2 separate regions of the Homo sapiens genome follow, and region 1 is linked to region 2. Evidence: chromatin loops called from intact Hi-C (ENCODE). Cell type or tissue: chondrocyte. All regions are shown on one strand.

Region 1 (8,000 bases), 350 kb before region 2:
ATTCAGTTTGTGATATCTGAGGGATATAGTAGACATCCCATTATCCCTCAATACCTTCCTGCCCTTTTTCTATAACAATGGTTTTAACTGCACATGGCCAGTCAGCTAAAGACTTTACTTCCCAGCGTCCCTTACAGTAAGTGTGGCCATGTGACCAAACTCTGGCCAATGGGATGTAAGAAAAAGCAATGTATGCTTTGCCCTTAGAAGAAGTAGGCACAAGCTCCCTTGACCCTTTTTTCCTTTCCACTGGTTGAAAGATAAATCAGAACTAACGCAGCCACCTTGGGCCTAGAGAGGAGAAGCACAAGTTGAGGACAGCAGTGTCATCTAACTTGCCCTGGGCCGCCTATCTCTGAATTTTAGAAATAAGCTTAGCCTGTACCCTAACTACGATAAAACATCCAAGAAGAAATGTCCAGTAGGCAGTTGGATACACCAGTCTACAGCTTAGGAGAGGGCGTGAGCTAGAGAGAAAGAATTGGGGGTGATTTAGTATGTAGGCACTGAGTGAGGCTTAGTTTAGATGAGCACTCCTAGGAGAAATGTGAGGTGTGAGATGAATGAAGGACAAGAAAGCCAAATACTATCATCTTTTTTTCTTTTGATGCTTTTTTTTGAGATAACCTTAAACTTTATCCTCAAGTAAATACAGATGTTCCAGGAATCCTAGGATGATTTTTGAGCGTTTTGTTTTCATTTCATTTCCTCTATATAGCCATGCGTTAATATTCAGTGCTACTGAATTCATTTGTTTATTTATTTGTTTGTTTGTTTTTGAGACAGAGTCTCCCTCTGTCACCCAGGCTGGAGTGCAGTGGTGCGATCTCAGCTCACTGCAACCTCTGCCTCCCAGGTTCAAGTGATTCTCCTGCCTCAGCCTCCCAAGTAGTGGGGATTACAGGCACCTACCACCATGCCCGGCTAACTTTTGTATATCTAGTAGAGACAGGGTTGCCCAGGCTGGTCTCGAACTCCTGACCTCAAGTGGTCCGCCCACCTCAGCCTCCCAAAGTGGAGTGGCATTCCTGCCAAAGTGGAATTACAGGTGTGAGCCATCACGCCAGGCCCTCATTTGATTTTATTTGGATTTATATTTCAGCACCGGCTGGGAAGAGAATGTGTTCTCATGCCCTGTGGGCATTTGGACACTCTCACAGGTCCTGGTGGGTGTGCTAGGGTCTGTGTGAGGGTCAGGTTATGTGTGTGTGATTTTGCATGTGCCTCTGTGGGTGTGTCAGTGCGACACGTGCCTTCGTTTCTCTGTTCTCGCAGTTGTCTTTTCAAATCTAAAGTGTTTGAAGGAAGGAATCTCCCAAACTTCCCCAAAGATATTTCTTGCCTCTTCTCTATAAGTCTTCCTATTCTCAGACACCAGACTGAGGCTGAATTTTACATAATATGAAATAACCATGATCTGCATGAGGGTCAAGGGCACCATGAAGAGTGTGTGTGTGTGTGTGTGTGTGTGTGTGTGTGTGTGTGTGTGTTATGGAAATTTCTAAATATACTCAAAAAATCAGAATAAAAAGAATCTCCATGTATCCATCACCCAGCCTCAATCATTATCAACATTTGGCCAATCTTGCTTCCTCTCCCCCAACTCTTTTTTCCTTCTAGTGTATATTAAAGCAAATATTAGGTAGTTTGACATTTCGTTTGGAACACTTAAGTTTTAATCTGTAATTGATAAGACTTTTTAATACATTTCACAATGTCATTGTTTACTTAAAAAAAAGAACAATTCCTCAATATCATCTAAACTCAATCCATATTCAAATTACCTGATTATCTCAAAGACATCTTTTTTCAGTTGTTTTTTAAAACTCCACATATTGCATATGGTTGTGTCTTTTTCGTTTCTTTTATTCTGAAGCAGTTCACCCTTGTCACTGATTTGACAGGGAATCAGGTAATTTGTTCTGTATAATGTCTTAAGTTCCGTATCTGTCTGCTTCACTGTGGAGTGGTTAACATATTCTTCCATCCTCCATATTTTCTGTAAACTGATAGTTATATCTGGGCCTTGATTAGATTCAAGGTCAATGTTTTTAGGCACCTATACTTTCTAGGGTGGCATTACTGTGAGACATATAATATTAATATCTTTTTTTTCACTTTTAATACTAATAGGATTGATCAATGGGTTTAGGTAGCATCATCCCATAAAGTTCTCCATTAACCTTTCACCTGATGATTTTAGCATTTGTTGATTGTGACCTAAGTCCATTATGTCATTTCAAGTCTTAGTGATTTAAAAAAATTTTTTTCAGGCCAGGCACGGTGGCTCATGCCTGTAAATCCAGCACTTTGGGAGGCTGAGGCAGGCGGATCACGAGGTCAAGAGATCGAGACCATCCTGGCCAACATGGTGAAATCCCATCTCTACTAAAAATACAAAAATTAGCTGGGTGTGTTGGCACGCGCCTATAGTCCCAGCTACTCGGGAGGCTGAGGCAGGAGAATCACTTGAACTCAGGAGGCAGAGGTTGCAGTGAGCCAAGATCGTGCCACTGCACTCCAGCCTGGCGACAGAGTGAGACTCTGCCTCAAAAAAAAAAAATTTTTTTTCTTCCTTCTGCATATATTATCTGGTATTCTTCGAGCTCTAGAATTTTGCTAATCAAAGGGAATAGTGGAGTTGCCAGGCTCTCAAGGCCAAATGAGGGCCCTGTTTTCTTGGCCTCTTTCCATGTTAAAAAGATTAATCCACCCTCCCCAAAGTGGCCACACCTAAATCCTAGTCTCTAACCGAAGGCAACTCTTTGTGCTCAGATAAGGTGGAAGTCAGCAAGGATCCTAGTAGAGGGGTCTACCCTTTGCTCCAGGAAAAAAGGGGCTCTAGGAGTAGCAGCAAGGCCTTCCCAGGACACAGGGAACTCAAGGCTGCTCAGGAACTGAGGCCTGATCTCCAGAGATCATCATTAGTTTGGGGAGGGCTCCCTTTGTCCACCCCCTTACCCTACCCCGGTCAGGCTCATTCTGGGGCCCTGGATTTCTGCTCTTCTCCAGGGAAGCAGCAGCATTCAGCCACTCACACCAGAAACAAATATCTGGGACTGTGGCTTTGACTTTCTGGTGCTTTTCCCTGTATCCTCAGATGAGCTCCACGTCCTTTGCCACCCTTGGCTTGGGCACTGGGCTGCATACCTCCTGCAGTTGCCCTTCTTTGAGGAGCAGGGACAGAGCTGATCTCCTGTTCCATGTCCCTCCATTAGCCCTTTCCTAGATCTAAGTCTTCCCCAAAAAGCCCTGGGACAAACAGTCCCAAAGGCAGGGCCCAATTGCTGGATTAAATGCTTAACTCCGAAGGTCCAGGATATATTTTATTTATATATATCTCGATTATTAACTCTATCCCAGGCTCCATCCCCGGCTCAGTGTGGATAACTCTCCCCTCAGCAGCCGAATAAATCAGACCATTCTTCCTCTCCTGTAGAAGTTAGGTCTGCATGGAAAAGATAGCACTTACACTCATTTCTAAGAGGAAGATGTACTTTAAGTTCTGTATGAAAACATTGAGTTCCATGGTATACACTGTTGGCATGAAAACAATGAGACTTTTAATTGCTCCCGAAACTCTAATATATATATTAGAGTTAATAATTAATATATAATATAATAGATATTATTATATGTAATATATATATATATATATATATATATATATATATATATATATAAATACTTGAAAATAGTCACCTGCCTTTAGACAGTTGTAAGCCACAGGGGAAACTCTTTGAATTCCCACCAATAACCATTTGGCTTAGAACGACTTTCAGCTGTTTCTAAAAATCAAATTCACCCTGAAACGAGGGTGGTTTGCTCTCACCTCACGATGGTGGGGAGAAGGTGGGCAGCAGTTAAATATGCCGTGGGGCTGAATGTGACCAACACGACAGTGCAGGGAAAGCTCCTTTGTCCCTGCGCGGCCCAGACTGGGACGCTAGATGGCAGGCTCACCTTCTAGATGGAAGCTTCCGGCTCCTTCTAGAGGGAAGCAGCCAGCCCTGGCAGCCCGGCCTCTGCTGGCAGTAGCCACACACTCCTGAGCAGTTCCCAGGGGCCTCCAGTGGGCTCCCCAGGGAGGGTGTGACCGATCCTCAGTGGAAGGCCCCAGAAGTGTCTGATGTGAGAACAGGGAACGCCTGCCTGTCTCCTGCAGCTGCAGTGGGATCAGGGTTAGGGCCCACTTGATCCCAAACCTCATGGTTTGTGGCTATGGTGACTCCACTGGGCTGCCAGCCACACCCTCCTCCCACCTGCCTGTCCCCGTATGGGGGTGAGAAATGTCTCCAGCTTTCTTGGGCTGGCCCAAGGTTCGAGGTCTTTCAGGATGTCTGAAACTTGAGGTTACGCTTTATGCAACCTATTATCAAATAGAGGGTCTGGTGGGGTGTGGTGGCTCATGCCTGTAATCCCAGCACTCTGGGAGGCCGAGGCGGGCAGATCACCTGAGGTCAGGAGTTCTAGACCAGCCTGGCCAACATGGCGTAACCCTGTCTCTAGTAAAAATACCAAAAAAAAAAAATAGAAAAAAAAATAGCGGGGTGTAGTGGTGCGCACCTGTAGTCCCAGCTACTCGGGAGGCTGAGGCAGGAGAATCACTTGAACCTGGGAGGCGGAGGTTGCAGTGAGCCAAGATCATGCCACTGCACTCCAGCCTGGATGACAGAGCGAGACTGTCTCAAAAAAAAAAAACAAAAAAAACAAAAAAAAAAAAAACAGAGGGTTCTACTCTGGGTGTGGGCACTGCTGAGTGCCAGGAAACACTGCTAAGTGCCAGGAAAGAAATGTACAAGCCTGGGCTGACCACTGGGCTTGGGGTCTGTGTTTTCATTAATGTTCACGCCTCAGAGCATTCTTCACCCTTCTTCTTTTGGCTGCCCCTGCCCTCCTCCCATCCTACCCAGGGTTTACCAATAAGTACAAGTTCTCTAAAGGGCAAGAACCTTCAAGGACTTGCTTCTGGATTCCTGTGCCTGCTGCGTGGTGAGGCTCAGTGAATGTCTGCTAAATGAGTGATTGATTGAATAAATTAATGTTGGGATCCAGAAATCATCTGGCTTAGCCTCCTCCTTTTAGAAAGGGTATCAACTAATTGGAAATGTATTATGTTTTCTAGGATGCCTGCTTTCATCTTTACCCTCCTTCCCCTCTCCCATTTGAGATCCCACTCCCAGGGTCTCCATTTGGGAGTGCCTGAACCTTTCTTACATCTAGCTGAAATCCCACACACTGCAATTTGAGACTGATCTTTTTTGCTCTGACTTCAGTGTAAGTCGATGATGGAATTGGGGAATAATATTGTTATGGGCTGAACTCTGTCCCCTATAAATTTTCTACTGGGAAATTTGAGGTACTCCCAGTATCTCAGAATGTGATGGTATTTGGAGACAGGGCCTTTAGTTAAAGTGGGGCCATTAGAAGGTGGCCTAATCCAGTCTGACTGATGTCCTTGTAAGAGGAAATTTGGACTAAAAGATACCACAGAATCACACACAGAGGAAAGACCAAGTGAGGAGACAGCAATCGGGTCAACATTTGCAAGCCACGAGTGGAGGTCTCGGAAGAAACCAAACCTGCTGACACCTCAACGTTGGACTTCCAGCCTCCAGAACTGTGAGCAAATAAGTATCTGTTGCTTAAGCATTCCCCCTCCCCCAAGACTGTAGTATGTTGTTAGGGCAGTCCTAGCAAACTAAGACAAATATGACAGCTACATGATTATGCATGATACCTGATTATGATAGAAAGATACATGATTATAATAGAATATAATAAAAATGCTATGATACAGAATACTTTGCCCCTTTGTCGGCATGTCCAGCATCTATAGAACTATTATCCAGCTGATGTGATGGTAACTGAGGTTTCCACCCCCACCTCTGGCTGCTGGCTCTTGCCAGACAGGCAGAGAGGAGGGAGAAAGACCCCTTAAGAAAGGAGAGATGTTCATAGCTTTAGTCAGCGTGGGCTGCCTGCCTGTCTAGGTTTTTTTTTTTTTTTAGAAAACCAGGCTCAAATGTGATGAAAAATAGGTTGGTACAGCTCCCAGGAGAGGGGGTTACCTAGTAGGACAAAAGCCAAGCTCCCCGAAGAGGTCAGCACAGCCTCAGTGGCCCAAAGGTTGACACATCAAGATATATTAGGTTTGTGGAGAGAGAAAGGAGCAAAAGAGGCAGCTTGTTGGAGATTAGATTAGACCAGAGAAGACTGTGTAAAGGCTACACAACGGGGGGACTGAGGAGATGGGACGAAAAGAGGGAGGGCACAGGGCTGGCTGAGGAAACGACAAAGAGAAGCTGAAACTTTGAAGCAAAATCAGCCCAGTGAACACAGAGCACCTTGGGGTCAGAGATGAGCCAGGGGAAAGCTGTGAAAATCAAGGCAATGTCTCTCTCCTACCTGGGTCACATTTAAGTGGTAGGATTTGGTCTTTTGAGAACTGACTAAAAGTAATTGACTCTCTTTAAAGTGGAAATTCTTTTTTTTTTTTTTTTTTGAGACAGAGTCTCACTCTGTTGCCCAGACTGGAGTGTAAAGGTGCAATCTCAGCTCACTGCAACCTCCGCCTCCCGGATTCAAGCGATTCTCCTGCCTCAGCCTCCCAAGTATCTGGGATTACAGGCACCCACCACCATGCCCAGCTAATTTTTGTATTTTTTTTTAGTAGAGACAGAGTTTCACCATGTTGGTCAGGCTGGTCTTGAATTCCTGACCTCAGTTAATCTACCCACCTCGGCCTCCCAAAGTGCTGGGATTACAGGCATGAGCCACCGTACCTGGCCTAAGGTGGAACTTCTGGAGCACACTGAGAGTGAAGGGGGAGGATGGATGGAGAAAGCTAAAACTGAGAACCTGCTCTCCTGGACACGTAGCCACAGGACATTTCTGGGGCACAGTCAGACCCTCCCTTTCCTTATGCTTCCAGAGACCATTTCTCTCCTCCCGTAAATGTCACAGTAAGATATCATTGGGAAAAAGAGAGAAATTCCCCAACAGGAGCACATGTAGAGGTGAGACCATCATCCACAGACTGTCTCCCGCCTGGCACAGACCTGCAAGAAGGAAATCAGGGAAAGGGGGATAAAATTCAGATGTCCCCTTTGTCCATCCTCTCTCCTCTGCCCCCAATTTCCACCAACTTAGCCTGGCTCAGATGAGGAAACAAAGAATGGGCCTTGGCTCTGCCTCTCAGTGCCCTTGGTCTCTTGGTCCTGGATTTAGAGAAGTGACCACGCTCCCACCCCCAATGCCCTTTCCCTCCTTCTCACCATATTCCTCACTCAGGGAAAGGGATGGAGGAAAACCTGGTCTTGCAGCTCCAACCATGTGTGCACGGGTAGCAGAGTTGGGAGGTTGCACTTTAGTTTTAGTAATACTTGGGTCCCTAAGGAAAAAGAACAAATCTCGAAAAGCTTAGAGATCATCAAAATAACTCCCCCACTTTCTTCATAAAGTTGTTGCATTAGTCCGTTTTCATGCTGCTGAGAAAGACATACCCAAGACTGGGTAATTTATAGAGAAAAAGAAGTTTAATGTACTCACAGCTCCACGTGGGTGGGGAGGCCTCACAGTCATGGTGGAAGGTGAAAGGCACATCTTATATGGCGGCAGACAAGAGATAATGAGAGCCAAACAAAAGGGGAAAATTCCTTATAAGATCATCAGATCTTGTGAGACTTGTTTACTACCATGAGAACAGTATGGGGGAAACCAGCCCCATGATTCTATTATCTCCCAGTGAGTCCCTCCCACAACACGTGGGAATTATGGGAGCTACAATTCAAGATGAGACTTGGGTGGGGATGTAGCCGAACCATATCAGTTGTTGAGACCCACAATGGGGAAAGGACCTACTGAAGGTCACACAGGACCGATCATATTGTCCAATAGGTTTTCCCAAATATATCAAAGCCATGTAGTTCATTTAAAAACATGTCCCATAGAGGCCAGGCACTGTGGCTCACACTTGTAATCCCAGCACTTTGGGAAGC
Region 2 (8,000 bases):
CTTTCGAGGTACCAGGGTTAGGGCTTCAGCATAAGAATTTGGGGAAAGTGGGAGGCACACTTCAGTCCGTAATTCTATATATCACTTATGACAAGTTTTAAATGACAAAGTGAATGTTGAAGTAAATTTTTATGAATTATCAATGGTTATTACAAACTTTTATAACATTCTAAAGAACTTCAGCTGTAAATTATATGGGAGAGAATGTAGAGGATTGTAGATGGATTAGCACTAATTTTTTTTTTCCCCTGAGAAACTCAAACTCTATGACCTATTGCACAATTGAGTCTATTTGTATATAACAAATAGTATTTTTCATAGGTATTAATAAAATATCAGTGTCAAGTCAAATATTTAAAAGAGTTGTTAACTGAAGCGGGATTAGAATTAAAGGCATTAGAATTAAGATTAGTGGGCAAAAGATACAAAAACTTTGCTCCCTGACATTCATAACTGTCTGTAGATGGAATAGCAGACCTGAAGATTGGCTATTTCTTTGTGACTGAAGTTCTGAATTTTTTGTGCTGTTATAGAGTAAATTTATGTATTGTTGAGTGTGGTTCTGGAAGGTGATGATTTTTCAGCTTGATTCTCTAAGTATACTGTGTGGGTTTTTGGCTTTAAAAAGGTTAAGAACTTCCCTTTACATAATGAAAACCCAACAAGTAAATATTATTTGTTAGTACTTTAAGATGTAGATTAATCATTTAAAAAGTCATTATGTTAAATATTCTGAGGACCATACTGTTATTTCTTTCCTTCTCCCTCTAGTGGGCAGAAAATATTCTTAAAATATAGCATGGAATAATTTATTGCTATTGGGTATACCATAATATACAGTCTCAGTCTCAGCTTTTTTGAATACTAAAAATGTTAACATTTCAGAATCATTAAAGCAAACGCTTTACTCCTTTCTAGGCATAATAGTGGATCCTTGAATGTTGAAGATGTCCTTACCAGCTTTGACAATACAGGAAATGTTTGTAAGTTATACATTCACTCTATAGAAATATATTTAGTGTTTTACAAAGTGAATTTATAGTTGATGTTTTCTTCTCACTAATATTTATTATACTCACTAAATGTATGCATATATGTATATATAATAGAAAGTTTGACTGTCTTTAGCTGCAAAATAAGCCTTGTATAAGGTACACCGACAAAATGGGATACTGCAGTTTCTAAACTTCGCAGGTGTGTGTGTGTGGGGGGGAGGTGGGGGAGGGAGAGAGAGAGGGAGATGGAGAGAGTAGGTCAGAAAGAACACTGGACACTGAAGTACTGTCCCTTTTATTTTTGTTTCCATTTTGACCTCAGTTAATTCAGTAGTGGGGCTGTTTCTTCCTTCTTTGCTTTGTTTCGGGTGCTTTCTTTGCCATTCCCTGCTTCTTTACTTTCACTGTAGAATAAACCCAGAACATATTTTTCTTGATGCTACTATACATTAATACCAGAGTGTTTTTGTTTGATGCAGTATTACAATATTACAGAATATATTGCCTTTTCATCAAAGCTTCTGATTAATTGGTGATAGATTTGTCCACTGAGAAAATCACTTAAATATTTCTTATAATTCTTGTAATTAATTTCATGTGATGAAAGACATCAGCCAAGAATACCTTTATGTCACTGAGTTAAACAGCATACCATCATAGGAGCTATGGACTTTTTATGTTTTTTGTATAGGACATTTCTCTTAAGATAGTGAATTGTCAATGAAATATGAGCATTTTAAATGTAAAAATAGTACTCATACTCTTTTTCTCAAAGAAAATTTCAGAACTGTTAACTTTTGGCTGAATTTAGGTAGTGTCTTTGGCTTAACAATGCAGTTTTATCAAATAAATAGATTTGCATAGAATTGTGTTCAGTAATACTCAGACAACACTTTTGTTCTTATGTCCACATTATGATAAGCTTTTGATTTTATAGAAAAATATTTGTGGTTCACTAAGGAATCTATAAATGTCCTTAAATTATCCTAAATACCTAAAATAATGTAGGTTTCTTTTTTATGGATAGTGACTGATGTGCCTTTTAGTTTCTTTCTTTTTTTTTAAATTTTCCAAACACCAACTTGAACCCGAATGCCTTTTAGTTTTTCCATGTTGGCATTTAGTGAATTCTCTCCCACTTAGGTGTATCTCATATTTTTATTAGGTCTAGGCAAGGACTGGGCAAAGCATACCAATGATGGTTGAGGATACATACTCTTTTAGTTCTGGGGTAATGTTAAATATCATTGAGTCAGGCTTAAACATATGTAATTTCAGAAAATGATTCTAGAATGTTAAATGTGGAATTTTTGATTCAGTAATGTAAAAGTCAAGTATTGTTCCCAGTTGGCTCCGTATGAAATAGGGCCACTAGCTGACAGCATTATGTAAAATAAAAATAATTTCCTAAAGGCATCAATTATTATTTTAGGCATGAATGACTGTCTTAGCCTTCTCTAACATTTTTTCCCATCAACTTGTTCCATACCCCGTGTTGTTGTTGCATGAACAAACGGAAATATTGCATATTCAGGGTGTTTTTTCACTGTTGTCTCTTGTTTGGTAGAAAGGTTTAAGACTTTGGAATGATACTCACCTGCATTTGACTTCTGGCTCTGAAATTCATCTTGAGCAATTTGTATCATCTCTATGAACCTCAACTGTTTTCATCTCTTAGGGCTGGCTGTGTTATAAAGAAAGTACGTACATACTGCATGGCTGAGAGTTGATATGCAATAAAAGTTATTAATTATTACTGGCGATGAGTACCTATATAACCTCTTTTGGTTTTTTCCTAATAAAGAAGATAATATTATTAGGATTATTCTGTCTTATACTATTTTAATTGAACTAACAGGGCAGAAAAATTAGATAAAATTAGCAAAATAGCTGTTTATTAAAATGCCTCATTATAAATGTTGCCTTAAAAACCTGGATATATTGCTGAGTGATAGAAGTGGTGACAAAAATAAGACCTCTTAAAATATGTTGTTTTGTGTACCTTTTATGTTTACTTTTTATTTTAACAGAAAAATCTATATAGATGTTTCATTTAATGATAAATTGGTAAAGTCCTGTTCCAATAAAGTAAATATTGATTATGACTTTTATATAATCTTGGACGTAAAGTAACCATGGACTGAAAAAGTGATTTTTCACTTGATGCCTCAAAAATTTGATTTTATTATGCCAATAGTGATATTGAGTTTGTGACTAGAAAACCCAGCAGAGGGCGCCACAATCATAATTCTTTGTCATAGCCCAATATAATTAGGATAAATAGCTCAAATAATAACCCTAAGCTTTTACCATGTAGACATATAAAGATGTGTCTAAACATTTCTATTTGATTCATTTATAATATATTTAATATATTCAGTAATTCAAAAATACAAAAAAATAGATTTTTCCTGGCCGATTTTTTAATTTTTAAAAATATCAGTTTAATTTTTCTACTTCTAGCTTTAAATAAAGAAGTACTTTTGATAGAGAGTGAAAGTTCCATACAAGAGTATCAGTTCATAAATCACCACCATGGTAGTATGTTAAAGGACAATTAGAATGAGGAAAAAAGTTTCTAATAGATGAGAGAACCAAGAGATGGAATTATCTATTTATTTTAAGAATTTGTTTCTAGGTTAATAATGCTTCCTAGTAATAGAAAAAACAGCTTAACTAAAACATTTTCTAGTCACAAAAACCTGATATGTGTAGATACAGTAAAAAAAGGTATGGTCATGGTTTAGTAGAACCATTAATTTCAATTGTAAGTTCATTTTGAATATCAGGGGATGATTATATTCATTGCAAATTTTCAGAGATGAAAGGATCAGTCTTACCTTCTGAATTGGTTTATGCTCTAAGTGAAAAGACGTGGAAAAATCTCTTTAATTTTGGAAAATAAACCTCTAGATAACTTATTTACTATTAGAAAAGATAATTTTTTTGTATTTACTTTTTTGTATAGAAGTTTTGTGGTTTTAAATGTATGAACTGCAAAGTGTTTTATATTTTTGAGGTAACTTTTCATTGCTTGAATTTCTTCGAATGTTGTGGGAAGAAATTAAGAGGAATCTCGTACAGAATGAATCACGTCTGCGTATTGATTTATTGCTGTGTGATATACGACCCAACCTTCTTTTTATATATTTATATTTACTATGGTGGAAAACAAACCATTTTGAAAGTGCTTACCTTTAACTAGGAATAGGTATGTATATTTCATTATTTGGTTTCTACTACTTGAGAACCTACTTTCTTTTGAGATATCAAAGCTTCTTGGTCAGGAGGTTGTGTCTACTATTGATTCATTGTGCCCAGAAAGACATGCTGACAAGCTACCTAGGGAAGAGTATAGGATGACATCTTTCACCTCAGATGAGGTACTGGCTGCTTCTGTGTCTCCTTTGATATGTCGCTCAGATACCTTGGGTAACAAGGGAGTGCTCTATAAGCATTGTAGCAGATTTCTTGCTTCTGCTTTTTCTGTGGGCAGGGACTCCTTTCTAGCTTGTCCTCTGACCTCTGGTCAAAGAAGCTGCACCATGCTGTCTCTTCCAAAATCATTTTCCTTTTCTCCAAAGTTATTTCGTTCCACTACTGAAAGGAATTTTTAAAAATGTAATTCTCAGTGCTTACTTGATCCAAATTTGGATACCATAGTATCTAATTTAACTATTTGTTGTTTATAACATCTCATCTTATGCTTGGGTCTGTAGTAGATTCATTGGAACATTTTAAGCACATCATCCTTTGTTGAGTAGTATGAACAGAAGTGTTAGTACTTCGTATAATTTATTATAAACTATGTACAATATAATGTATATAATCCTTTAAAGGATAGGAGGTCAGCAGTTAAATCATTTCAGTAATATCATTGTGAAGCAGGATTCCTGGCAAATGTTGCAGCTTAAGTCTGGGGGATGTATTGGTAAAACTTCTCTACTATTCTTTGAAAAAAATTTTTTTTCTTGGTTGAGCTCCATGACAGGACCCTGTGGTAGTTGGTGTCACATTATCTCCTGGAGGAATTTGTAGACCCTCTGCCATATATACTTGTACATGTGACAGTGGTGATTTTTGTTTTCCCTAGTGAATTCTAAGACTGACCAGGATTTTTTTTTTTTTTAATGGAGTTTCACTCTTGTCCCCCAGGCTAGAGTGCAATGGTGCAATCTTGGCTCACTGCAACCTCTGCCTCCCAGGTTCAAGTGATTCTCCTGCCTCAGCCTCCCGAGTAGCTGGGATTACAGGCGCCTGCTACTATGTCCAGCTAATTTTTGTCTTTTTAGTAGAGACGGAGTTTCACCATGTTGGCCAGGCTGGTCTCGAACTGCTGACCTCAGGTGATTTACCCGCCACAGCCTCCCAAAGTGCTGGGATTATAGGCAAGAGCCACTGTGCCTGACCTGACCAGGATTTTTAATGCACACAGCTATAGACTTTGCTTCCTAGTGGTCTGATAGCAGAATCTGTTTGTCTGTTTGTGATGTATCTAAAACTGATCTCTTTTGGGGTGGTAATCAGTTATTATTGAAAGCAAGACTCATTAAAATAAAAGTCAGGTGTGGAGGTATGTTCCTGTAGTCCCAGCTACTCAGAAGGCTAAGGCTGGATGATTGCTTGAGCCCAAGAATTTGAGGCAAGCCTGGGCAATATAGCAAGACTTTTCCTGTAAAAAAAAGACAATCAAATATTTATCTTCCTGGTTTTTCTAGAGGAAAAAAAATTATATGTTTTCACTTTTTACTTGTATTTAGGAAACCAAAGGTAATAGTTTCTTTGGAAATATGGTCTAAATTTTTAGTTTTTCTGTTTCATTGTTGTTATGTTATAAAGTTAGGGTTTGGAATGTTGGTGAAATTATCAAAGCTTCAAGAATGTCAGCTTGGATTTTAAAATGCTATTCTTATTCAAATAAAGATGTCTATATATGTAATGCATATGTATGTGTATATGTATATGTAGTTATATAATGCATATATGTAGCATGTGTGTATACATATGCATATATACATATATGTAGTATATGTGTATACATGTACATATGCAGATATATAATGCATCTATGTAGTGTATGTGTATACATATGCATTATATATACATGTATGCATTGTATATCTATATTTATATACAGATATATACATATACACAGTACAGTGGTTTGATTAAAAAATGAAAAAGTTGGGCTTTTATGGGTCATTGCTCTGTTTTTAATTTAGAGTGGTTATGGAAGGTACATGGGATATGAAGTTCAGGTTTTAGCTCTGCGGGTTATTAGCTGTGTAATTGTAGACGAGTCTTTGTACAAGTCTTAACTCCTTATGTAAAATTGAATAGGAAACAATAAGTACTTTATAGTGAGGTGAACATAATATTAGATAATGTGAAAGTACCAAGTAAACTGTAAATAGTATTTGTATTTTTTATGGTTAGTAATATCATCTGCCTCATTCTTGAATTTTTTCAGTACCTTTGTTATTCAAAATAATACAAGATAGAAGATATTTTTGGTATGTGCCATTCTGTTTTAATATCATACATTATTTTGTTATGTGAAAACAATGTAAAGCTACACAATTAAAATAGTGTGGCATTATTGCAGAAATACACATATAAATCAATATTTTTAGAATAAAGTGTTCACAAAGACCTAAATATATGTGACTTAACATATGATGAAGATACAATTTTAGTAAGAGAGGAAAGGATGGATTCTTTAATAAATAGTATTGGGACCATTGCCTAGGAATTTAGGAAACTAATAAAGCTGACTCCCTCCTATATACTATATGCCAAAATAAATTTAATATGGGTTAAGTATTTAATTAAAAACATAACACTCTTAGATATTTCAGATGAATAATTTTAATATATTGAAATCAAGAAGGTCCTTCTAAGTGCGAGTCAAACACCATGAATTTAAAGGTTAATAGATTGACTAATTTAAGATTTAAAGACCCTTTATTCAAAAAGCGCATCAAAAAAATTGAAATACAAATTACACACTGGCAATTATTATTTATGACATATATTCAGATGAAGATGTATTTTCTTTATAAAGAGCTCTTACAAATCCATAATAAAAAGACAATCTGAAAACCTGTAAGATAGAGAAAAACGTAGCCAAAAATTTAAGAAGAGGTATTTCACAAGAGAAATAGCAATGTTCTGTATGTACATCAAATGGTTATTTTATTAGGAATTGAAGGAATGATTTTTAAAAGTGAGATAATTTTTGCTTATCAGGTTGGCAAAGATGAAAGAAGTTAAGCAGTAATCAGTAAATTGTAGGGAACTGGGTATTCTCATACACTGTTGGTGGAGGGGGGTAGGTAAATTAATTCTACTTTTCCAGAGGCAGTCTGATTATATCTTTCATAATTTTAAATATCCATATCTTTCAACTAATGATTACCTTTCTAAAAAAAAAAAAAAGAAAGAAAGAAAGAAAGGAACCAGGATGGGAACTGTGGCTCACACCTGTAATCCCAGCACTTTGGGAAGCCAAGGTGGGCGGATCACAAGGTCAGGAGATCGAGACCATCCTGGCCAACATGGTGAAACCCTGTCTCTACTAAAAATACAAAAATTAGCTGGGCGTAGTGGCGTGAGGCTGTAGTCTCAGCTACTCAGGAGGCTGAGGCAGTAGAATCGCTTGAACCCAGGAGGCGAAGGTTGCAGTGAGCCGAGATTGCACCACTGCCCTTCAGCCCAGGCGACAGAGTGAGACTCCATCTCAAAAAAAAAAAAAAAAAGAAAAAGTACACAATATTTTGTTTTAAAATAATACTTTTCTTGAAGGAGCTCACAGCATGTTAGATGTTAATGTATTAGTCCCCCATTACACTTATGAGATAAGGAATCAGAGATCAAATCATTTTAACCCTTTCTTAGGTTGGGAAAGTACAAAGAGGTTAAAGTCAGTCAGTGGCAGAATATTGAGCTTTGGGAATAGAAAATTTATAAGTTGTGTTACAAAATAAATATTTAAGGTCATCAATG

What was found. A loop is a pair of places that touch in the nucleus more often than their neighbours do. Peaks named below come from ENCODE experiments on the same cell type or tissue, not always from the same donor. Only the 100,000 strongest peaks of a DNase experiment are listed, where the experiment ranks them.
Region 1: a loop joins it to region 2, with 7 times the contacts of the local background. A loop is called at or near these places in 13 of 110 quality-filtered maps.

Annotation. Positions count from the first base shown.
Region 1 is chr2:44,040,413-44,048,412 of GRCh38, forward strand. No RefSeq gene overlaps it. Among named protein-coding and RNA genes, the nearest start is that of LRPPRC, 48 kb to the left of the region's middle. RefSeq lists an enhancer at 3,842-3,891. In chondrocyte, CTCF peaks have their summits at 3,944 and 4,152; a DNase peak (open chromatin) is centred at 3,999.
Region 2 is chr2:44,389,323-44,397,322 of GRCh38, forward strand. CAMKMT (calmodulin-lysine N-methyltransferase) reads left to right here. Exons shown (of 11, transcript NM_024766.5): 3 at 919-983. LOC124905998 (a long non-coding RNA gene) reads left to right here and starts at 990. Exons shown (of 3, transcript XR_007086301.1): 1 at 990-4,206. In chondrocyte, CTCF peaks have their summits at 765 (motif pointing left), 976, 3,223 (motif pointing right) and 3,460; no DNase peak of the experiment used is centred here.